Regions from separate parts of the Homo sapiens genome. Here regions 1, 2, 3, 4 and 6 are each linked to region 5. Evidence: chromatin loops called from intact Hi-C (ENCODE). Cell type or tissue: PC-9. All regions are shown on one strand.

Region 1 (4,000 bases), 91 kb after region 5:
TACTTGAACGGGGATTTAAAAATGATATCTCTGCCACTGCTATGATAAATAAATCCATATATGAACATAAACAAGCCTGGAAAGAACCTGGTAGAGGTGACAGTCAAGACTCTTGGCCACCAAATTATAGGATTCAGAACTCTTCTCATCCAGATGAGGGTCCCCCAGAATCAGTAACCCAGCCTTCCTATTGCAAAGTGGAAGAAGTTGAGCTCATTTGAAGACCCTCACCCTCCATATGGGACACTGGGAGGCCACATGCCCAAGGCTGACAGGTTCTCATCCCTGGGGATGCCCCACAAGGCTGGGGGTTGCTGGGCCAGGCCTCCAGGGAGGCCATTAGAGGGACAAGTCTCCCTCCCTGCGCACCTAACCTCTGGTGGCACTGCAGCAGCTCTGAAAGCTCCCTGGGAAGGCTGTCACAGCCAAGGTGGGGTTGGGGCCCAGATGCCAAATCCCTCACAAAACTACCATGTTCAGATCTTCCTGTAGTGCCAGACACTGTGCAAAGCACTTTCCTCATGTTATCTTATCTGCCTTGCACAGTAGCCCAAAGAGAATGCCATTGCGACCCAACTTTCTAGAAGAAGCTGAGGCTCAGAGAGATCAAGAAACTTCCTCTATGTCACACAGCTTGTAAACTGCAAAACTGGGATTCAAACCCAGGACTTTTTGTGTCTGGGCCTAGAAGAGTGCCCATGACAAAGCTGGTAGGGGGAAAGCTGTCAGGAGACTCGGGTCAGGCCACCCCAACCCCCCAACAGAAGCTGCCAGGCCTCACCGATAGAATAAGTTCCTGAGAGTGTACTCCTCTCCACCTGCTCCCAGCCCTGGTCCCTGCACTTACCTGGACTGATACTGATGTCTGTTTGTGGAAAGGCCTGTGCAGAGTGGAGGGTCAGGAAGGCTGCAGCCCACAGTGTCCACCTTTGCATCCTGAGCTCCTAGAAAGCAACCTCCCAGCCTGAGTGGAGGAGAGAGGCTTTTTGGCTGGAGCTTGGGTCCAGGATTGCTCTCCTAGGGTCAGATGGAGCCTGGCAGGAGCTGGGACAGACTGGATGGACTCCAGTCCCCTCCTCTTTTCTTCCTTTTCTCCTCCCTCCTCTTCACACTGTTGGAGACAGCTCAGAATGACAGCTGAAAGCAAAGCAGCCTAGGCCAGCCCCCCTCAAAGAACCAAGAGACATTTTAGCTCCCAAGCTTGCCTCTGAACCAAGACAAAATTTAGCTCTCAGTCTTGTCTCTGAGTCACGCTGTGGCCTTGGGTGTGCACTTCTCTGAGACTCAGTTTCCCCCTCTGTAAAATGGGATGGTAACGAAACTCACATTCCAGCCTGTCACAGGAGACAAAGCATCTCACCTCCCTCAGAGTAGATATGTACTGGAAGGTAAAATTACTGCAAGTAAGCATTGAGCGCAGAGGTCTCCTGGGCCATGGATGTCATTTGTTTGGTCTGCAGAGTTTTAAATTCTAAAAAATTTGTTAAGGTATAAAACCAAGAGATGCTAGGTATAAGTCCGGATTTCTGCCTTCTATTGGAAAATCGGAAGACCTAACGAAACATAGCCCTCATTTCTACAGGGCAACAATTGCATGGAGCTGAGAAAGAGCATCTCTTTCAGCCAGGCTCTTTGAGCTTCGGTTCACCAAGGTCTCCACCCCATGGGTCTGATCCTGACAGCATCCACCGCTGAGGAAGCACCAGGAAGCCTGTGTGAGTCAGCCTCCTTTCCTCTCCCTTCACCTCTCAGGGTCTCTCAGGGTTCCTCCGGGGGTTAAAGGAGGCATCTGTAGAAGATTCAACAGAGTGTTGCACAGAATAAGTGCTCCACAAAGAGGTGCAAGTGTCATCACTAGTGCATAGCTCTACTGTGTGGCTTGCTCAGAATTCAATGTTTAAAAACCCCTAGTGTTTTCATTGGGATCTCATCGCTCTTTTGGAGAATCAATATTTCTAAAAACCACAGTCTTTCTCCCCCACTTTCTGTGTCCTTAGACAAGTCACTTTGCCTCTCTGAACCTCAGTTGCCTCCTCTGTAAAATGGGGGATAAGTAGAGTACCTACCTCACAAGGATTAAATGAAGTAATTTGTTTCTAAAACTTGGCATAGATGCTGGCAAGTAGTAGGTGCTCAATAAATGACAGCAACATTTGCTATTGTTGTCATTGATCTAGTGCAAGGCTTTCCTTGGCATCACCCACATCCCCTGCCCCTGCACTCCCTTATTCCTCTCCAGAAATGCTCTGCCAGGTGCCCTGACACCTCATGTGGCTGGCACTCACAGGGACTGGAATGTGTCTGTTTGGCTTCCAAGTCTTTCTGGAACACCTGCTGCTGTGCTTGTGAGAAATAACTTAACTTGTGCCCACACAGCTTGCCTTGCCTGCTGGCACTGGAGCTGAAAGTCTGCCAAGGTCTGACTCAGAATATGAGCACAGCTCAGGCTCAGCTTCAACCTACAGGATGCCTCCTCGGGTAGATCTGTTGCCTCAAAACTAGTGTACTGGTGCATATCCCAGAGCATGCACACTTACTTATTTATAAATGGGATATATTTATTACATGTTTATAAGTGATGTGCAGGTACGACTCACTGTACTAATATATTATTTCTGTTATAAAACACACACACCCACATTGGACATTATTAAAGGTTGATAAAAGATATAAATGTGGAAGAAAGTTTGGATATTTTCTCCCTACTCCCTATCATCTTGCAAGCTGAAATTTGGGGGCTCCTGCTGTCATGTTCCTGGGTGCTGCTTGGAATTTAAAAGTGTCTATCTTAGTCTGTTTTGTGCTGCTATACTAGAACACCTGAGACTGGTAATTTATAATGAACAGAATTTATTGGTTCACAGTTCTAGAGACAGGGAAGGCCAAGATCAAGGTGTTGGCATCTGGTGAGGGCTTTCTTGCTGAGTCATCATATGGTGGATAGTGAGAGGGTAAAAGAGAGATGAGTCACAGAGAGAGAGAGACAGAGCTTTTTAAAGAGGGGATGAACCCACTCCTGCCATACCTGAGCTACTCTTGTGATAACATCTTTGATCCATGTATGAGGGAAGAGCTCTTATAACCCAGACACCTCTTAAAAGTCCTGTAACCTCATCGGACCAGTCTAGTTCAACTTTTACGTAACAAAGTTGTGAGTTGTTTTTCATTTGCCATGGACCCTCAGATTGAAGGTCATGTAACCTGAGCATGCCCAGATGAACCAAGTGTGCAACCACAGGGGGAACCTAAGTGCTCAGACTGAGGAGCAGGGACTGAATTCAGAAGCAGACACTACATGGCAGGATCCAGAATCCAATCGGATTGAGCTCTGACGTTACCCCATGGCAGGATCCAATCAGGTCATGCCTCCCCACATCATCTCATTGCAAGATCCAATCAGATCATGCCTCATTACCCTATGCTTATAAAACCTGACCCAAACCCTAGCGTGGGGAGACAGATTTGAGCCTTTCCTCCTGTCTCCTTGCCAGCTGACTAGCAATAAAGCTTTTCTCTTCTTAAAAGCCAGTGCCATGATATTGGCCTCTGGGCACATTGGGTAGCAAGCCCATTGATTACTCAGTACCAGTCCCGCCTCCCAATATCATCACAATGACAATTAAATTTCAACTTGAGTTTTGGAGGGGACAGACATTCAAACCATAGCAATGTCTCTCTGGGTGTGGACACATTAAGTGGGAAGGAGAAGAGTGGTCCAAAGCAGGCCACTAGAAATCCTTCTAAAAAGTGGAGAATCCTTTGATTTGGCAAATAAACCTCCTAAATTATCTGTGTTGTATTTTGATGCCTGAAGGTTTTTATAAATCAGTTCATGTACCCTCTCTGAATGGAGACACACAAGATATTTGTTACTTGCTCAAACACAAGTATGGTCAATGGGCCAGCAGCACGGGGATCTCCTGGTAGCACATTAGAAATGCAGAATCTCAGGCCCCCCAAGACCTGCTGAATCAATTCTGCGTCCCAGGTGGGTTGTGTG
Region 2 (4,000 bases), 290 kb after region 5:
CAAAAGTGAAATGTTTTGTGTTGCTTTTAAATGATATAAGGGGAAAATATGAATTTCATGTTCTAAAATTCTTTTATTCCTCAGCACTTAGAATAATGTGTGCCCTTAAAGCGGTCAAATGAATAACTCCAATAATTATTCTTTAAGTGCCCATGTGGTCTTATTTAAACATACACACATACACAGAGCATCAATAAGTAAGTGCAACAGGTGTCATTCCCGTGCAGGTTTTTTTTTTTTTAATTGTTGCAATAAAGCCATTTAGAAATTAGGCATGGAAAATACCATAGAGAGGCTGCCGCCCCAGCAGAATGGGAAGCATGGGTGTTTGCCATTGTTTCCACCTGGCAAAGACAGCTTGGTCTGAAACATGTTTCCAGCTGTCACAGCACTGAATAAGTTACAGAAAATTGGAACAATAGGTCATATCCTAGCAGAAAACAGTGCAGGAAAAGCGGGACAGAATGGACATCCTGAATCAGCCCAGGCAAGTAGGATGTAAAGCGGGGAAAGTACATCCAAGCAGAAGCAGATTTAGGATGAATGCTTTTGTGGAATTAAACTATTGCTTCTTCTTTTTAAAAAATTATTATTAATATTATGATTATTATTATTATTGATACGGAGTCTCGCTCTGTCACCCAGACTGGAGTTCAGTGGAACCATCTTAGCTCACTACAACCTCCACCTCCAGGGTTCAAGCGATTCTCCTGCCTCAGCCTCCTGAGTAGCTGAAATTACAGGCACCTGCCACCGCACCTGGCTAATTTTTGTATTTTTAGTAGAGACAGGGTTTCTCCAAGTTGGTGAGGCTGGTCTTGAACTCCTGACTTCAAGTGATCCACTCGCCTTGGCCTCCCAAAGTGCTGGGATTACAGGCGTGAGTCACCGCGCCCGGCCAAATTTATTGAGACAGGGTCTCCCTGTGTTGCACAGCCTGGTCTCAAACTTCTGAGTTCTAGTGATCTGCCTGCCTCGGCCTCTCAAAGTGCTGGAAACCGCACCCGGCTTAAACCATTGCTTCTTAACCAGGGCTACACATCAGAGGTCCTGTGGGAGTTTTTATAATACGGTCATCCCTTAGGCCCAGCCCCATAGCTGCTGCTTCAGTAGGACTGGATAGAGCAGGAGCATTCATAGATTTTTTTTTTTTTTTTAATCTCGGGTTTATTCTGACTGGCATGCCCAGTTAAAAATCCAGGGTTAAACATTGGGAAATTCTAATTTTGGAAATATAATTGGATTTTTTTTAAGTGCAGGGAAGAAAGTATCATAAAGAGAAATTCTCAAAAGAAAGAAAGAAAGAAACACTTTGGGAGGCTGAGGCAGGATCGCTTAAGGCCAGGAGTTCGAGACCAGCCTGGACAAAATAGTGAGACCTCGTCATTAAAAATAAAAATAAAAATGAGATGGGCGCCGGGCGTGGTGGCTCACGCCTGTAATCCCAGCACTTTGGGAGGCCGAGACGGTGGATCACCTGAGGTCAGGAGTTCGAGACCAGACTGGCCAACATGGTGAAACCCCGTCTCTACTTAAAATAAAATTTAAAAAATCAGCTGGGTGTGGTGGTACGCACCTGTAATCCCAGGTACTCGGGAGGCTGAGGCAGGAGAATCGCTTGAACCTGGGTGGCGGAGGTTGCAGTGAGCCGAGATCGTGCCATTGCACTCCAGACTAGGGGACAAGAGCGAGACTTCGTCTCAAAAAAAAAAAAAAAAAAAAAAAAAAAATTAGATGGGCATGGTGGTTCACACCTGTAACCCCAGCACTTTAGGTGGCTGAGGAAGGAGAATCGCTTGAACCTAGGAGTTAGAGGCTGCAGTGAGCTATGGTTAGCCTGGGCGACATAGCAAGACCCTGTCTCTTACAGAAAAAAAAAACAAAAAAACAGTGCAGCCCCTTGGATGTTGTCTGATGCCTGAAGCTGGTTTTTCCACATGGCTCCCCTAGATAGAGTCTAATCGTCCCCGTTTTCCTGTTTCCCTTTTCTGAAAAAGAAAAATGTATCCTCCGGGATAGGACACCCGAGACGCATGGACGGCGCAGACTGGAGCAGCCAGCCGAGCCCTCCGCCTCTGGCCGTGCACACACGTGACATCAGTTCCCGTTCAACAAAGTCGAGATCGCGGGACTGGAGGATTGTGGCCAGGGTATCATATGTACCATATATAACGCGCAGCAATGACCCGGCCCTCCTGCCGGGCGTTGTCCCGCCGGCCTTGCAACAGAGCCTCGCAGGGTTCGCAGCGTGGGGCGCGGGCGCCCTCTGCCGGACACAGGCGGGCGCCGAGGGCCCGAGACCTTCTTTGCCCTTGGCGCGCCCGGGAGCCGATCTCTACGCGATCCAGGATGAAAGAACCTGCAGTGCTCGGGCTCAGCCCCTCAGGGTTGCCGTTTCAGAGGCAGAAGTGGGAGGACGCACGTCCTGGGGGCGAGAAGCGCCTTTTCAAGCTCTGAACACATGAGGTGGGAAAGTGCTTTGCGCTCCGGGATGTTTCTCGGGAACCCGCAGAAGCCAGACATGAGCGGTGTTGAGGCTGAAGCTCCACTTTGAAAGGTGTCTTTGGTTTCCCTGAGTTGGGAAAGGTTGTGTTTTCTTGGCCTCAAATCACCTGGATCAAGGGATCTTAAGGAGGACCTTAATGAGGGTCTGGTGTTTTTATTAAATTATCAGAGGTATGGGATCTTCCCAAGGGTTAAAACCTTGAGCTCGTCCTTCCTTCCCAGGGGTCCCTCCTTCTGAAAGATGGTCCTCCTAAGCGTTAGGGGGCCCCCAAAAGCCTGTGTTAGAAGTAACCCAGGCCGGGCGTGGTGTGGCTCACGCCCATAATCCCAACTACTTGGGAAGCTGAGGCAGGAAGATCGCTTGAGCCTGGGAATTTGAGGCTGCAGTGAGCTATGATCACCCCACTGCCCTCCAGCCTGGACAATAGGAGACCCTGTCTCAGGAAAAAAAAAAAAAAAAAAAAAAGGCAACCCAGATGTCCACCAAGAGGCAAAAAGATAAGATAAGCGGAGGAAGAATGGCTTAGTAGTTAAGTTTACAGCCTCTGGAACCAGGCCAAGGAGGTTCAACCACAGGCCTGGGCTGTGGTAGGAGCTGGGTCAGGTCAGCAGTGGTTCATAGAAGAGTATGGCAGCCAATTAAAGGAACGAGATGGAGCTCTATGAACTGACTTGGGAAGATGGCCAGTGTAGGTCACCGAGTGAAATGCACAGATTGCAGATCCAATGCATAATATTATTCCATTTGGGGAACAATACAAACTCAAACATGTATGTGGATAAAAGATTTCTAAAAACCATCCAGAAAGATACACACTGAATTATTAATAGTAGTTGCTTCTAGGGAACATTTGGAAGAAGAGCCTTTTTTTATTTTTCTCTTTCCTTTTTCTACTTATATGCAGTTTATATTTGATTTTGAGGCAAGTATTACTTTTGGAGGTGGAAAAAAAGAGAAAAATGCACTTAGTGGTAGGTTGCTACTAGCTTATCTCGAAGGAAATTGGTAACAGATTTACCAATTTACTGTTAATCAACAGTCTACAGGGAGATTTACTTGTCACTGTAAATACCCTTTAGCACTGTTGGGATATTTTCCTATGTGCATACATGCATTTTTATTACAAAAAAAAGTTTTAATGTTTTAAAAACAGGGCAATTTAACCTTGTCTTTAGTCCAACAAAAATGTATTGCATGTCAGGTACTCCGCTAAGCCTTGAAGACATGGAAACGACCAAATTGGTGTCTGCCTTGCAGGAGTTTATGGTCTGGCTCAGTGCGCCTCACACTTTTAACGTGCTTCCACATCACCTGGAGCTGGTGTATTGGTTACCTATTGCTGCATAACAAATGACCCCAACACTCAGCAGCTGGAAACAACATTTATCATCTAAAATAGTTGCTGAGGGTCTAATCACTCCTGAGTGATTCAGGAGTGACTTAGCTGGTTGATTCTGGCTTGGGGCCGCTCATGAGGTTGGAGTCAACATGTTG
Region 3 (4,000 bases), 390 kb after region 5:
CTTGACATCTTCAATATAATGGATTCCACTAAAATAAGATGACTATTAATAGGAACCAACTAAAAAAATACTTGACTAGCTGTTATTGAAAGGCTGAAATTCAGCTGACATAAGCAGTATTAATATTGAGCTAGAAAATAATTCGCATTGAATCCACCCCAACTTTTGTTTTCTGATTTGGGTCTCTTCTAAATTTTTTTTTTCTTCTGGACATTGGGAACAATCCAATTTGAAGGCCTCAATGACCAAATCTACACTCATGTTTTATTCTATATCCTTGGTTTCTTTTTTTTTTTTTGAAACAGTCTTGGTCTGTCGCCCAGGCTGGAGTGCAGTGGCGCAATCTCGGCTCACTGCAACCTCCGCCTCCCGGGTTCAAGCTATTCTCTGCCTCAGCCTCCCAAGTAGCTGGGATTACAAGCACCCACCACCACTCCTGGCTAATTTTTGTATCTTCAGTAGAGATGGGGTTTCACCATCTTGGCCAGGCTGGTCTTGAACTCCTGACCTCGTGATCCACCCGCCTCAGCCTCCCAAAGTGCTGGGATTACAGGCGTGAGCCACCACGCCCGGCCCTACATCCTTGGTTTCAGTAAATCTCTATTCTAAAACTGAAAAAGAGAAAACATTGCAGATAAAACTTTACAGCAGGGTCTTGTGTTTTGTTCAGGACAAGATTCGTAAGCTCCAAATGCTACAAGGAACCCTGCCTGAGTGCTGGCAACTTTTTTATCCTGACTGGGCAGCCGTTGTACATATTTCTGTAGAAATTCATGGAGCTGTATACTTTACTGTAATTCTACCCGATACAAAAGATTATAATACTTGGCTGGCTACCATTTATTGTGACTGTCTAGCCACAATGCCAGGCACTGTGCTAGACACATCACACGATTCTCAGCTAATCCCCGCCCCATTCTATTCCCATTTTACTGCTGAAGGATCTGAGGCTCAGAGAAGGCAAGCCACTTACCAAAGGTCCCACAGCAATAAACAGACAAGGCAGAATTCGGTTTCAAGTTGGTCTAACTGTATGTGAAGGCTGAAATGTCCGGGAGGCAGGCACCTCATACCAGAATGTTAGGCGTGGAGGGGGTGCTCAAATCCTTTCATTTAACAGCAGATGAGGCTATTGAAAGACTGTCTCGGTCAACAGCTGGAAGACAAACCCACCACGGTCCAGACTGCAGTTCTCGTGTCCTTTTGGCCCGGCTGGGTTCCACTGGATTGGATGAGGACGCGTTTGTGGAGGGAGCAGGAATAAGGAAGATCTCCTTCCCACCTGCTGTTCCCCAGAGCCGGGAGCACCCGGCGTCGGGGGTGGGAGGGAACAGCGGCCAGGCCGAGCCTCCAGCACCCGGCTCCCTCCGTGCGCCCTCGGACCCCAGGGGCACCGTCCCCGCGCGCGCTCCCTGCCGCCCTACCTGGATGGACCGCCGGCTGCCGGCTGGGCCTGCCGGGCTGGAGCGCACTGCCGCTGGACTCGCTCATGGCCGCGCCCCGCGCTCCTCAGAGGCTGCCGAGGACCCTCTCCAGCCGCCGCCGCCGCCGCCGCCTCCCCGGCCTTCCCTCGCGGAGCCGGGATTCCAGGTTCCGGCGCTGACATCACAGAAGCCGGAGTGGGGCGCCCCCGCGAGGAGCCGAGCATCAGGGACCGCAGAGGGGCTGCAGAGCCCGGGAGATCCGGCAAGGCTCCATCCAGCGGTGGCGACAAGCAGCGACCTCCCTGATGTCTCACTGAGCTTAAAAAATAACAATAGATTGGGCGCACTGGGAGCCCAGTCTCCACCAGGACCCGGTACACCCATGTAACAAACATGCACATGGACCCCCTGCATCTAAAATCAAACCTGATCTAATAAAGAAATAAATAACAAAAATAACTGGTTGGGAGTGGTGGCTCACGTCTGTAATCCTCGCATTTTGGGAGTCCGAGGCTGGAGGACCGCACGAACTCACAAGTTTGAGACCAACCTGGCCAACACAGTGAGACCCCCATCTTTAAAATTAAAAAATAAAAAGTCCACACGCAAAAAACCCCAAGACTCCAAATCAGTGCATCTAGTAAGTTACCATTTGGGAACAAAAAGGAAACCAAAAAATATATTTGTACATGCTTGTAAATGCCTAAGCTATCTCCCTAGAGGGTGCAAAAAACTGGCTACCTGTGGTAGCTCTGGGTGGGGAGCTAGAGGGCCGAGTGAAGAGAAAACCACGTGCAGTGTTTGTCTTTTACGTTTTGCACTATATCCTCGTTTCATCTCTACCTCTGTTCGTGTGCAGGTTAAAAACATAAAATTGCCAGGCGCAGTGGCTCACACCTGTAATCTCACCACTTTGAGAGGCCGAGGCGGGAGGATCACCTGAGGTCAGGAGTTCGAGACTATCCTGGCCAACACGGTGAAACCCTGTCTCTACTAAAAATACAAAATTAGCCTGGCATGGTAGTGCATGCCTGTAGTCCCAGCTACCAGGGAGGCTGAGGCAGGAGAATCGCTGGAACCCAGGAGGCAGAGGTTGCAGTGAGCCGAGATCACGCCACTGCACTCCAGCCTGGGCGACAGAAGGAGACTCCATCTCAGAAAAAAAAAGAAAAAGAAAAGTAATTGCTAAATATAAATAAATGGGGAAAATGGAGAGAAATCTCCTGTGCAGATTTTGAAATCATTTACGTAGATACTTTAAGGATGGGGAGCTTAGCTCCCTACTCCTTAAGTGTGAGTTGCCCATAGCGACATCCTTCCAAAAGAGTGCAGTATGGAAGTGGTGGTGGAAGAGGGTGAGGGTGGGTTTTATATTAGATAATACCTGACAAACACTGTCTCAGACAGATGATCAAAGTTAACATCATCCGGGATCAGTGGCTCACACCTGTAATCCCAGCACTTTGGGAGGCCGAGGCAGGTGGATCACTTGAGGTCAGGAGTTCGAGACCAGCCTGGCCAACATGGCGAAACCCTGTCTCTACCAAAAATACAAAAAAATTAGCTGGGCATGGTGGCGGGCGCCTGTAATCCCAGCTACTAGGGAGGCTGAGGCAGGAGAATCTCTTGAACCCAGGAGGCGGAGGTTGCAGTGAGTCGAGATTGCACTACTGCACTCCAGCCTGGGCAACAGAGTAAGACTCCATCTCAAAAAAAAAAAGTAAATAAGTAAATAAGTTAACATCAACATTAAGCCATGAGGATGGTGTGCACCCTTCCTACGATGGGATGAGAAGGGCACTTTACCTCTGTGGTCATAAGAAAAATATCAGACAAATTCAACTGAGGGGCATTCTACAGAATACCTGATTAGTATTCCTCAAAACTGTCAAGGTCATTTAAAAAAAAAAAAAAAGGAGGCTGGAGACTGGGTGTGGTGGCTCATGCCTGTAATCCCAGCACTTTGGGAGGCCAAGGCAGGTGGATCGCAAGGTCAGGAGTTCGAGACCAGCCTGGCCAAGATGGTGAAACCCTGTCTCTACTAAAAAAAATACAAAAAATTAGCTGTGTATGGTGGTGGGCACCTGTAACCCCAGCTACTCAGGAGGCTGAGGCAGAGAATTGCTTGAACCCAGGAAGCGGAGCTTGCAGTGAGCCGAGATTGTGCCACTGCACTCCAGCCTGAGCAACAGAGTGAGACTCCGTCTCAAAAAAAAAAAAGGCTGGACGCAGTGGCTCATGCCTATAATCCCAGCACTTTAGAAGGCTGAGGTAGGAGGATGGCTTGAGCCCAGGAGTTGGAGACTAGCCTGAGCAACACAGTGAGACCCCATCTCTCCAAAAAATTTTAAAAATTATCTGAATGTGGTGGTGCACGCCTATAATCTGAGCTACTCAGTTCCTGGAACACAAGTTAAAACACATTAAAAACTATGGAAATCTTAATAAAGTAGGGACTTCAGTTAATAGTCATGTATCACTCTTGGTTCATTAATTGTGAGAAATGTACCATATTGATGTAGGATGTTAATAGTAGGGGAAACTGGGCGTGGGCCATGTGAAAACTCACTATCTTA
Region 4 (4,000 bases), 200 kb after region 5:
CACACCATTTACGTGCTCAACAGCTACGTGTGTCTAGTGATTGTTATACCAGACAGCGCAGCTCTAGACCAGCCCTCTCATTTTACAAATGGGAAGACTGAGGCCTAAAGAAATCCAGTGCTCCCTCTGTTTCACTATTTCATGCCCTTGAACTCTTTTTTTTTCTACTTTTTTCTTTTCCCTCTATCCCCAGGAAAGGTTGGACACCAATGATCTCCACCTGAATGGATTTGTTTCATGCATTTGAAGCTTTTCCCTCTGTCTGGTGAATTTCAGACATCGGTTCACACAGAGCAGAGATACTTTTGTGGAGCAGAAGGAGGTTGGGAGCCTCTGGGTGTTTGTCCTCCTTTTTCCTCCTCACCCAAATCATGCTGTTTGGTCAAACACATACGCCACACAACAGAGTGGACAAATTGGGTGGTCAAATTTGATGGCCACACATACATTTTGTTTAGGCTTGAAAGTAAGAATGTTTCACATAAAAAAACCCAGATTGCCAATATCTCTTTACAAAGATCAGACAATACGGAGCCCCCAATCCCATACAGCTACCATTGGCCAGAGCTGAGTAGCAGACACCCTGGCCCCCTTTCAATGGGGCATTTGCTTTTCAATTGACCGAAGTCCCCACCCTGCCCTAGTAACTCTCCAGACAGAGCGGCAGCTGCCATTTGTCACTGCACTCAGGCAATGTTTATCTCTATGCAACCTCTGCACTTGGCCACTGATGCAACCCGCCTAGCTCCCAAAGTCACCAGAATTGACAAACCCTGCTATATAATATAGCCACACTCATCTTTCAGAATCTGAAATGATATACACTGACAATGTTAATCAATTCAGCCAATTCAATCAAACTTAAAATTAATAAAGCAAAAATCAATCAAAATGATTGCTTTTGATTAAACTCAGCAGCAATCAGGTGTGATGCCCTCCTCTGTCACACCGTCATTATCTCTCTCTCGCCCTGTCTCCTGGACTGTCATCCCACTCTGCCGCCCTCCCCCAGCAATAACACTGCCCTTCATGACTCTCCGTGGGAGAGTGTCTGGGAAAGCCAGCCAGGGCCCCCAGAAAGGTAAAGCAGAGATACTTACTCGAAATCCTCCGCGTCAGGCTGTATGTAGACTTGGATGTGTCTGAGGACGAGCGTCTTCCATCCGGGGAATTGGTCCGTGGGGTCAGCGGGACTTCGCTGGCCGTGTGGACAGAGTCACCATCCTTGTCACTGCTCCGGCTGGCCATCCTATAGGAAGGGAAGAGGTCTCAGTAGCTGTCCAGGAATCCCCGGGGACTGGCATCTCTGTCCCTTGGGGGTTAAGACCCACGATGAAACCGCTCTCAGACTCATTTTATGCAACATGGAATAATGCAAATTTGACAGTGTGGTGTCCTTAAACTCTCAACAACGTCTTGCTTTTTGCACAAAATGTGAAATGATATGAAGAAATATTCCCCAATTTAGAACAATCTGTCAAGAACTTGCATAATTTCAAAGCTGGGGTTGGGTGGAGAGCTGTGTAAAGTTAAGCTGTCGCCACGTGGGGGCGCCACTTTGGCTCAGTGAAGCCCGAGACCTGTCAATCTCCAGCCTGGAGTGAACCGTCTGGTTGTTTTATAGGCATCCGAACTTCTGCTTTTGGTTACAAGTGTCCTGGTATTTCAACAGTCACTGTGTCTATAATTTAAGATCTTTTAAAAATATCCTATAACAATGTCACTCAAGGGTTCTTTGCGCGGCAGAAATGGCCCTGAAAATCAACAATTTCTGAACAGAAGTTTGATGTAAAGAAATAGCTATAAATTAGCAGCAGCCGTGACTCAATGTGCTCCCAATAAAGAACTGCTGAGAAATTGGGAAGGAGGATGTAGGGGTGGATGGAGAAGGAAGACGATACAGGGTAGTCATTGAGAGAACCGCTGGGGCTGAACCCTGGCTGGGTGCTGGGGCAAGTCCCTTTCCCCTCCCGTACCTCCATTTCCCCATCTGTAAAGTGGAAATATTGACAGTACCCACATTATACGGTGGTTGTAAACACTGAATGAGTTAACACATATAAAATGCGTAGAGGCCGAGCATGGTGGCTCACACATATAATCCCAGCATTTTGGGAGGCCAAGGCAGGAGGATCCCTTGAGGCCAGGAGTTTGAGACCAGCCTGGGCAACACAGCAGGACCCATCTCTACTGAAAGTTGGCTGGGCATGGTGGCCCACAGCTGTAAACTTTGTGAAGAATGTAAACTTTGGGAAGCTAAGGCAGGAGGATCACTTGAGCTCGAAAGTTTGAGATCAGCCTGGGCAACATGGCAGAACTCTGTTTCTACAAAAAAATTTTTTAAATTAGCTGGGCATGGTGGTCTGTGTTTGTAGTCATAGTTACTTGGGAGGCTAAGGCGGGAGGACTGCTTGAGCCCAGGAGTTTGAGGCTGCAGTGGGCTATGATTGTGCCACTGTACTCCAGCCTGGGTGACACAGCAAGAGACCCTGTCTCAAAAATAAATAAAATGCTTAGAACAGTGCTTGGTTGCGTAGTAAACAGCTGCTCAATACATCTTGAAACATTTTTTATTGATTGATCGATCAATTCATTGTTTTTTTTTTTAAGAAACAGGGTCTCACTATGTTGCCCAGGCTGGACTCGAACTCCTGGGCTCAAAGTGATCCTCCCGCCCTCAGCCTCTTGAGTAGCTGGGACTATAGATGCATGCCTCCATGCCCAGCTTAGTTGATATTATTACAACTGGGGTGGCTTTAAGATCCCCCCCAATACTCATAAAGCTAGGTAAGGATGCTGGAGGGATGGGAAAGGAGGTAGAAAAACAGCTGGTGACGTCGTTTTGAGACTGATGCTGCTAATAACATGCCCCTAAGCCATAATGGCTGTAGATTTATGCCTTCCGAGGCTGCATACCCCCCAACTTGACATTAAAGCCTATGGGAAAACTCGTCTTGAAAAATGCAAGTTTTGAATGCTGTGAGGTCTTCAGACGCATCCTGTGCATGAGATGAGACTGATCTGATGTTCTTCAAAAGTGTTATCAGGAGCTAGGCATGGTGGCTCATGCCTGTAATCCCAGGACTTTGGGAGGCTGAGGTGGGTGGATCACTTGAGGTCAGGGGTTCGAGACCAACCCGGCCGACATGGCGAAACCCCATCTCTATTAAAAGTACAAAAATTAACCTGACGTGGTGGCATGCACTTGCAGTCCCAGCTACTTGGGAGGCTGAGGCATGAGAATCACTTGAAACTGGGCGGGCACGGTGGCTCACGTCTGTAATCCCAGCATTTTGGGAGGCTGAGGCGGGTGGATCACGAGGTCAGGACATCGAGACCATCCTAGCTAACACGGTGAAACCCCATCTCTACTAAAAAAAATACAAAAAATTAGCCGGGCGTGGTGGCGGACGCCTGTAGTCCCAGCTACTCGGGAGGCTGAGGCAAGAGAATGGCATGAACCCGGGAGGCAGAGCTTGCAGTGAGCGAGATTGCACCACTGCACTCCAGCCTGGGCGACAGAGCTAGACTCCGTCTCAAAAAAAAAAAAAGGAGAATCACTTGAACCTTACCCAGTCTTGGGTATCCCTTTATCACAACAGAAAACAAACTAATACAGGTTGGGAGAAGGATGAATAACTAATTTGCACCACTGTTAAAAGGCAGAACCCCAGCTAAGCCAGTAATGCTAAACTCTAAATGGCACACACTCCCAATCGCCAAGTGGGGCATCTCTGAGAGGGCTGTAAGAGCTCTGCACATTGTAGGCATTCAATATGTGCTTGTTCGACAAACAATCAACCAACTTGACTTTAATTCACTCTTCAATGAGGGTCTTTCTGGCATTGCTTCAAAAAGCACCAGTCAGATTGTGCAGTTTTCCTAATCTTCACCAGCCCAGCCCAGCCAAGAAAAGTTGGGGGCCCACAGGACATGAGCATATGTGACAATTAATGTATCCCCAAGATCACACGCAGAGCACACACAAAGGGCCAGCTCA
Region 5 (4,000 bases):
TTTTGTAGAGATAGTGTTTCATCATGTTGCCTAGGCTGGTCTCAAACTCCTGGGCTCAAGTGATCCACCTTCCAAACTGTTGGCATTACAGGGGTGAGCCACCACACCGGGCCCTGAGTGTTATGCTTACTGTTTTGACTCTTTTGAGCCCTTATAGTACAGTCCTGAGTTGCTCAACGATGAAGATCTGTTTCAAGACATGTGTCATTAGGCAAGGTCATCTCTGTGTGAACATCATAGCGTGTACTCACATAAACCTAGATGGTATAGCCTTCTACACACCTAGGCTATAGGTATAATGGTATAGCCTGTTGCTCCTGGGGTACAAACCTGTACAGCACGTTCCTGTACTGAAGATTTTAGGCAATTGTAAAACAACGGGAAGTATTTGTATATCTCAACATAGAGAAGTTACGGTAAAAATACAGCATTATAATCTTATGGGACCATCATTGTGTACGCAGCCTGTTGTTGGTGGAAACATTGTCGCAGTGCATGACTGTATACATGATGCAGTGATTACAGTGGTAGGGATTGAGTATCCTGGTATAAGGGGCTGTGCTTTTGAAAATCTGTTTTTTTCTCTCTTGCTTTCTTTTTTTTTTTTCTTTTGAGACAAGGTCTCACTCTGTTGCCCAGGCTGGAGTGCAGTGGAGTGATCTCAGCTCAGTGCAACCTCTGTCTTTTAGGCTCAAGCCGTCCTCCCACATCAGCCTCCCAAACAGTTGGGACTACTGGCGCATGCTACCATGCCCAGCTAAATTTTTTTTTTTTTTTTTTGGTAGAGACTGGGTCTCACTACATTGCCCAGGCTTGTCTTGAACTCCTGAGCTCAAGAGATCCGCCCACCTCAGCCTCTCAAAGTGCTGGGATTACAGGCATGAGCCACCGTGCCTGGCCTCTCTTGCTTTTTTCTCTCCCTCTTCTTCCATAAAACCCAATTCCCTGCCTTATAATCAATCTCCCCGTTTACTTTTCTCTCTCCCTCTTCCCTCTACAACTTTCTCCAGTTCCAACTGCCTTGCTAACCTGATGATTTCCATTCACTGGTTCTTGGTGCTCTGATATCTTTGCTTTGTTTGTAATTTTACTGTCAGTGCATTTAAAGTCTAATTCAACGTTCAAAGTTCCCTGTAACCCACCCCAAACCGATCTACGACATCCTTATCTGTGCATCAACAATCTTGTTGGGTGCTGACAGAAAATACAGATTTCCTGGGCCCCACAGTAGGCCTATGGACACAGATCTCTGGGAGTGGGGTTTTTGGTAAAAATTATTCTAACAAAATTCTTATGGGGATCTGATGAACAGACAGCTTGGGGATCTCTTGTCACGGCTGAATTTATTACACTCGTAAATTTACAGTTATTATATGTGAATGGATGTCCATCTTCTCTACCAAATCCTGAGTTTATGGACATAAGACTGTGTCCAACACATATTATTTGTTCAATATGTATTTATAGAAGAAATGAAAAATACCCCAAACAAGCATCACATGGTGATGAGGTTCCCATAATCCACCAGCAGGTGGTGGAAGAGGCTAGGCCACAGTCAATAACTGGACCTGTGTTCTCATTCCCCCTAAGATTGACAGCAGGGGTGGGTTTACATTTTTTTTAAAAGTCGTTTTTAATGAACAATCCCATAAGTTTATGGAATGATTTCTGTTTGCAGCACATGAAAAACCTTCTTGAAGATCCCTTTAAAAGTCATTAAAAATGGAAACATTAAATGGATTTCCCTAGAAGAGGAATGACTTTTCCTCCAACAATTCTATCAATTAAGCATTTTCAAAGAGTACTTGATATTTTCCAAATAAATATATGGTGCTACTTACTGCACCTTCCTGGGCCTTGGTTCTTGCTAGTTCCCACAGGCTCCTTCCAGGTATGAGGGGGCTCCTGGGGGAGGGGTCATAGAGTTGTTTCTTGATCCAGATGCTGGTTTTACAGGTGATAAATTGTGAAAACTTAGCAAGCTGTTTGCTTACAGGTGCATTTTTCTGTGTGTATGTTATACGTCAAAAAGGTTGGAAAAAAAAAAAAAGGCTGAGCATGGTGGCTCATGCCTGTAATTCCAGCACTTTGGGAGGCCAAGGTGGGAAGATGAACTGAACCCAGGAGTTCAAGACCAGCCTGGGAAACAAAGTGAGACCCTGTTTCTACAAAAAAAAAAAAAAAAGAAAGAAAAAGTTAGCTGGGCATGGTAGCATGCACCTGTAGGCCCAGCTACTCAGGTGGCTGAGCTGCGAGAATTGCTTGAGCCCAGGAGTTTGAGGCTGCAGTGAGCCGTGATTGTGCCACTGCACTCCAGACTGGGCAACAGAGCAAGACTCTGTCTCAAAAAAAAGAAAACGTTAATAAAAAGAAGCAAAATCAATAAAGACCCAATATTAGTTTCCTATCACTACCACAACAAATTGTCACAAATTTAGTGGCTGCAAACAACATAAATTTATGATGTAGCCACTCTGGAAAACAGTACAGAGGGTCTTCAAAAAATTACCATATGCCCCAGCAATCCTCCTTCTGGGTATATACCTAAAATATTTGAAAAAGCATCTGTGCAGATATCTGTACTCCCATGTTCATTGCAGCATTATTCACAATAACCAGAAGTAGAAGCACCTAAATATCTATCAGCGGATGAGTGGATAAACAAAATGTGGTATATACACATAATGGAATATTATTCAGCCTTAAAAAAGGAAATCTTATCATATGCTGCAACATGGATGAACTTTGAGGAAATATGCTAAATGAAATAAACCAGTCACAGAAGGACAAATACTGCATGACTCCATTTATATGAGGTATCCAAATTAATCAACCTTTTTTTTTTTTTTTTTTTTAGATAGGGTCTCACGCTGTTGCCAGGCTGGAGTGCAGTGGTGTCGTCATAGCTCACTCCTGGGCTCAGTGGGCTCAAGTGATCCTTCTGCCTCAGCCTCCAGAGTAGTTGGGACTACAGGCACACAGCACTGCACCCAGCTAATTTTTTAATTTTTGTAGAGATGGGAGCTCACTATGTTGCCCAGGCTGGTATCAAATTCCTGGGCTCAAGTGATGCTCTTCTCTTGGCCTCCCAAAGCATTGGGATTACAAACATGAGCCACCATGCCTGGCTGTCAAACTCTTATAAACAGAAAGTAAAACAATGATTATCAGGAGGCGTGAAGGAGAGGAAAACAGGGCATTGTTGTGGATATAGTCTCGTTTTTGCAAGATGAAAAACTTCTAGAGGCTCATTGCAGAACAATGTGCCTATAGTTAACACAACTGTTCTGTACACTTAAAAAGAGTTAAGATGGTATTTTTTTTTACCAGAATAAAAAAACCTCACAAATGTATTATCTTATATATCTATAGGTCAGAAGTGCAAAATTTGTCTCACTGGACTAGAATCAAGGTGTGCAAAGGGTTGCATTTCTTTCTGGATGTTACAAGGGAGATTCCCTTTCCTGCTTATTTGAGTTGTGGGCAGAATTCTGCCCTTTGCAGCTATAGGGATGGAGCCCTGGTTTTCCGTCCGGCCATCAGCCAAGGGCTGTTGTCATCTTCTAGAAACTTCCACATACTGTGTTCCCCTCCTCCATATTCTGAGCCAGCAGTGACTGGAGGCGTCTTTTGCTTATAGCATTTCTCTGACCCACTTTTCTGCCTCTCCTTTCTATTGATAAGGACTTGTGTTATTAGATTTGGTCCAATTGGGTAATCTAGGATAATCTCCCACTTTGAGATCCATAATTTTTTTTGAGACAGGGTCTCGCTCTGTTGCCCAGGCTGGAGTGCAGTGGCACGATCTCAGCTCTCTGCAACCTCTGCTTCCCTGGTTCAAGCAATTCTTGTGCCTCAGCTCCTGAGAAGCTGGGATTACAGGCACCCACCACGACACCCAGCTAGTTTTTGTATTTTTAGTAGAGATAGGGTTTCACCATGTTGGCCAGGCTGGTCTTGAACTCCTGGCCTCAAGTGATCTGCCCACCTCGGCCTCCCA
Region 6 (4,000 bases), 140 kb after region 5:
AGGGTAACAGGTCAGGTCTATGCTTCTATCTCCTGACCGCCTGGCTAGAGTTCTGGCCTCTGCCGACATCCAGGTTCAACACCACAATCAACTGAGCCCTTGCTTTATGCCAAGCACTGCACTGAGCCCATTTATACATTATTTCCTTTTGTCCCCACAATAGCCTGTGAGCTGGGAACTGAGATCTACAGACAAGAAATCCTGATTCAGAAGAGATAAGTAACTTGGCCAAGATAGGGAATGGTCCTTTACATCTGATCCATCAGCATGTTCTGCTGATCCTACCTCCAACATTATAGTCCAGTGAGTGACTCTCTGAAACCCTTCTGCCACCTCTCCAGTCCAATCTGCCATTAACACAGTGGTCTTTCAGATGATTCTCCTCTCAACAGCTGGAAGGATATTTTTCAAACATCTAAGCCACATCACTTCTCTGGTCAACATCCTCCAAAGACGTCTCAATGTACTTAGAAAAAACCATCAACTTCTTATCCTGCAGGCTCTACTTGATCTCCCCACTGATATTTCTGCAAACTCATAGTCCCCCAACCCTGCTCTGGCCATAGTGGGGTGACACGGGAGAACAGAGGGAGGGTCTCCTAGCTATTCAAAGTGGTGCAGGGCAGATGAGCCCCAAAGTAGGGCTTAGTCCATGAGGGTTCCTGGCTTTGCCCGGGAAAGAATTAAAGGGTGAGCTGGTGGTAGGGTAGAAGAAAACAGCTTTATTGAAGCAGCAGTGTGACAGCTCTGTGACTGCTCCTGCAGAGCAGTGCTACCCCATAGGCAGTGTGCTGAGTAGCAGCTCAGGGCAGTTTTGTAATCACCTTTATACCTACGTTTAATTACATGTAGATTAAAGGGTGGATTATGCAGAAATTTCTAGGAAAAGAGTGGTAACTTTTGGGTTGTCGGGTCATTGCCGTGGAAAGGGACGGTAACTTCCAGGTGTTGCCATGGCAATGGTAAACTGAGATGGCGCACTGTTGGGTGTGTCTTATGGAAAGCTGTTTTCCCCCATCCCTGTTTTAGCTAGCCCTCAATTTGGTCCAGTGTCCAAGTCCCACCTCCTGCCTCAAAAGTGTGGGTCTCAGACCAGCACAGGTGTCACCTGGAACTTATTAGAATACAGATGCTCAGGTGCCTCCTCAGGCTTATGGAATCAGAAACCACATTTTAACAAGACCCCCAGTTGATTCACAGGAACATCAATGTCGTGGTTAAGAGTGAGTGAAAAGGGCTTTGGAACCAAGCAGCTTTAAGTTGGAAGCTCAGCTCAACCACTCACCAGCTGGATGACTTTGCACGGTTGCTAGTTACTACCTAAACAGTGAAAAAGTAATCTTACCCAAAAAGAGGCCTAGCCTTTGTCTTTGGCTCCTAGGGACTGATCTCTAGGTCCCTGGAATGTTCTGCCTAAGAAGAGTATCTTTGTTTGCCTAGGGGCTTTGACTCTTGGCTAGCCTAGCAATGTGATTTATGATTGGGGCTCTAGGATCACATAGTATCAATTCAGACTTATGGTGAAACTGATCATGAAAGGTCTTACCCAGACCTCTGGGAGGGGATAGAGACTGAAGATCAGCCACCTGAGCAGTATGTGATTGAGGCTCAGTAAAATCTCTGGATGCCAAAGGCGTGACAAGCTTCTCTGGCTGGCTATACTGTTTGCATTGTCACACACAGTGACTGAGTAGAGGTAATGCTGTTTGTGACTCACAAGGCGGACAGATGACTAGAGTCTCAGAGTTTGACCCCTCCTGGACTCTGCCCTATGCGTCTCCTCCCTTGGCTGATTTTAATTTGCACCCTTTTGCTGTAATAAAACTGTAGTCATAAGTAGCACTTTCCTGAGTTCTAGTAGTCTTTCTAGCAAATTATTGAACCTGAGGGAGGTCACAGGGGCCCTGAAATTGTAACCAACTGGTCTGAAGGGAGGTAGTCCTAGAGACCTCAGAACTTACAGCTGGTATCTGAAGTGAGGGCAGTTTTGGGTGAACTGTTCTCTCACTCTGCAGTTGGCTATACTCATTGCACTTCCCGTCCCTAAGCTTCGAGTTTCCCCAGCTGAAAAATGATCATAAAATAGATCATAACTTATATGTTTGTTGAAAGATTAAATGAGAAAATCAACATACAGGTGGTTCATGATAAATAGAAGTATTACTGTCCCCATTGTTCAGACAAGAAAAAAACCGAGGTTCAGCGTGGTAAAGCAACTTGCCCACAGTCACACAGAAGCCAGCTCTGGCTGACTTTGACCATGGTGCCACACAGCTTCCTCATGAATTGCTAATGTTTTCTGAGAAGGGAAGAACAAGAGTGGTTTGGTTAAGCCAGGAGCCCAGCAATCTGGTAAGGAACTCAGGGGTTGTCTGGGGTGAGTCGCCTGTCTCCATGCCAATGCTCCCCACTGTTTTTTCTTCTTTCCTTCTGGGATTCATGTGACATAAATGTTCTGGAATCCATGTGACATGAACATTAAACCTTTTTGATATTTCTCCATAGGTCTCCCCACCCTTTTCTTTCCCCGATTTTTTTCACTCTCTGTTGCATAATTTCTCTGGATCTGTCTTCGAGCCCACTAACACCTTCCTCTGTCACCTCCATTCTGCTATTGAGTTCATCCAGCAAATATTTTGTTTCAGTGATTGTACTTTTTCAGTTCTAAAATTTCCACGTAATTCTAATATCTTCTATTTCTCTGTTGATCTGCTGACATTTTCTACCTTATCATTCTTTTCAAGAGGGTTCACCCTTACTTCGTGGAGCATGGTTATAATAGTTGCTTCAAAGTCTTCATCTGATAATTCCAACATCTGGGCCATCTTGTGGTTGGCATCTGTTGATTACACTTTCTCTAAGAATTTGCCAGATTTTGCTAATTCTTCGTAAATCAAGTCATTTTGGGTTGTATCCTGGCCATTTTTAATATTATGAGACTCTAGGTCTTGCTTAAATCCTATTGAATATGTTGACTTTTTAAGAAATTGACATGGAAAAGTTCAGGCTACAAGTTCTATCCTGCCTTCTGTTTGCTGTTATTTTGATGTCAGTTCAGTTTTCAAAGGCCTTGCAATGCTATTTGTATCTGCCCCTCAGATGTGTCCCCAAGGGACCTAGGTGGTGAGCCACCCTATAGTTTGGTTTTCAGTGTCTTTAGTAGACTGTTTAGAATAATATCCACTTGTGTAGCTTGGAGATGAGTCCAGTAGTACATACACAGTTTTATGGAACCTATTCTTAAGTTCTTCCCCTTTATAATACTCCCCATACTGTAGCTCTCAGGGGCTCACTTTTGTGGTCCTCTGGCTTTAATCCCTTCGCTCTGCAGCTCACTTCCCATGACTGATCTGGCGCTGAGTGCCTACTGCCAGGTCTTGCTCTGACCTATCTCCCCATACTGCCAATCCCAAGAAACTTCAGGGAGCACAAACGCCTGGTTCTGCATCTGAGTTGGCACAGATTTGGTGTCAATTCCTGGCTCCCAGACATCATACCACTGGCAGCTTTGGAATGATGGTGAACAGGTGAGGGAGATGCTGGGGCAACAACCACAGGCTGCTGGGCTGAGCTATTAAATACCTCCAAAGCACCAGGTTTTCAACTCTTTCACAGACTGCAATGATTAAAACAGCAGATATAATTTTCCAAGTGGCCACTTCTGGATGGGCCCACAGGCTGATTTGCCTTTAACCCCCATAAAAAGAATGATTGCTACACTTTACACAAAAGTAAGCTGGATCTCAGAGAGGCAGTGTCACTTGCTTGAGGTCACACAGCTGATTTATCATGGGGCCAAGATTCAAACTCAAGTCTGTGTAATTCCAGGTCCTGCTCTTCTATGGCAGGGTCCATCAATTATCATCATCATCAATCATATTTCACATTTATTGAGCACTAACTGTACAAGGCACTTTCTAAAGCTTTTTATATAAAATAGTGAGATTTTCAGCATTAGAGGAAAGGTAAAAATAAATATATAAAATAAAAATTGAGATTG

What was found. A loop is a pair of places that touch in the nucleus more often than their neighbours do. Peaks named below come from ENCODE experiments on the same cell type or tissue, not always from the same donor. Only the 100,000 strongest peaks of a DNase experiment are listed, where the experiment ranks them.
Region 1: a loop joins it to region 5, with 2.1 times the contacts of the local background. A loop is called at or near these places in 2 of 110 quality-filtered maps.
Region 2: a loop joins it to region 5, with 27 times the contacts of the local background. A loop is called at or near these places in 100 of 110 quality-filtered maps.
Region 3: a loop joins it to region 5, with 17 times the contacts of the local background. A loop is called at or near these places in 31 of 110 quality-filtered maps.
Region 4: it touches region 5 in a loop (5-fold over the local background); 20 of 110 quality-filtered maps call a loop at or near these places.
Region 6: a loop joins it to region 5, with 4 times the contacts of the local background. A loop is called at or near these places in 6 of 110 quality-filtered maps.

Annotation. Positions count from the first base shown.
Region 1 is chr16:19,282,787-19,286,786 of GRCh38, reverse strand. It overlaps CLEC19A (C-type lectin domain containing 19A), which reads right to left and starts at 1,056. Exons shown (of 5, transcript NM_001256720.2): 1 at 848-1,056. The coding sequence starts at 935. In PC-9, no CTCF peak of the experiment used is centred here; DNase peaks (open chromatin) are centred at 2,346 and 2,976; H3K27ac peaks cover 1,642 bases.
Region 2 is chr16:19,084,919-19,088,918 of GRCh38, reverse strand. No RefSeq gene overlaps it. Among named protein-coding and RNA genes, the nearest start is that of COQ7-DT, 19 kb to the right of the region's middle. In PC-9, a CTCF peak has its summit at 2,271 (motif pointing left); DNase peaks (open chromatin) are centred at 1,068 and 2,128; H3K4me3 peaks cover 2,567 bases; H3K27ac peaks cover 1,456 bases.
Region 3 is chr16:18,981,555-18,985,554 of GRCh38, reverse strand. TMC7 (transmembrane channel like 7) reads right to left here and starts at 1,621. Exons shown (of 16, transcript NM_024847.4): 1 at 1,425-1,621. The coding sequence starts at 1,491. RefSeq lists a silencer at 1,651-1,710. In PC-9, CTCF peaks have their summits at 1,482 and 1,681; a DNase peak (open chromatin) is centred at 1,644; H3K4me3 peaks cover 1,420 bases.
Region 4 is chr16:19,177,640-19,181,639 of GRCh38, reverse strand. It overlaps SYT17 (synaptotagmin 17), which reads right to left. Exons shown (of 8, transcript NM_016524.4): 4 at 1,101-1,249. It overlaps LOC124903658 (a long non-coding RNA gene), which reads left to right. Exons shown (of 2, transcript XR_007065012.1): 2 at 194-892. Among named protein-coding and RNA genes, the nearest start is that of SYT17, 11 kb to the right of the region's middle. In PC-9, CTCF peaks have their summits at 1,350 and 1,555 (motif pointing right); a DNase peak (open chromatin) is centred at 1,569.
Region 5 is chr16:19,373,310-19,377,309 of GRCh38, reverse strand. All of the region lies in intron 1 of LOC105371114 (a long non-coding RNA gene), which reads left to right. Among named protein-coding and RNA genes, the nearest start is that of LINC02858, 41 kb to the right of the region's middle. In PC-9, CTCF peaks have their summits at 1,310 and 1,517 (motif pointing right); a DNase peak (open chromatin) is centred at 1,529; H3K27ac peaks cover 395 bases.
Region 6 is chr16:19,234,436-19,238,435 of GRCh38, reverse strand. The region is part of intron 7 of SYT17 (synaptotagmin 17); the gene reads right to left. Among named protein-coding and RNA genes, the nearest start is that of CLEC19A, 49 kb to the left of the region's middle. In PC-9, no CTCF peak of the experiment used is centred here; a DNase peak (open chromatin) is centred at 1,625; H3K27ac peaks cover 2,032 bases.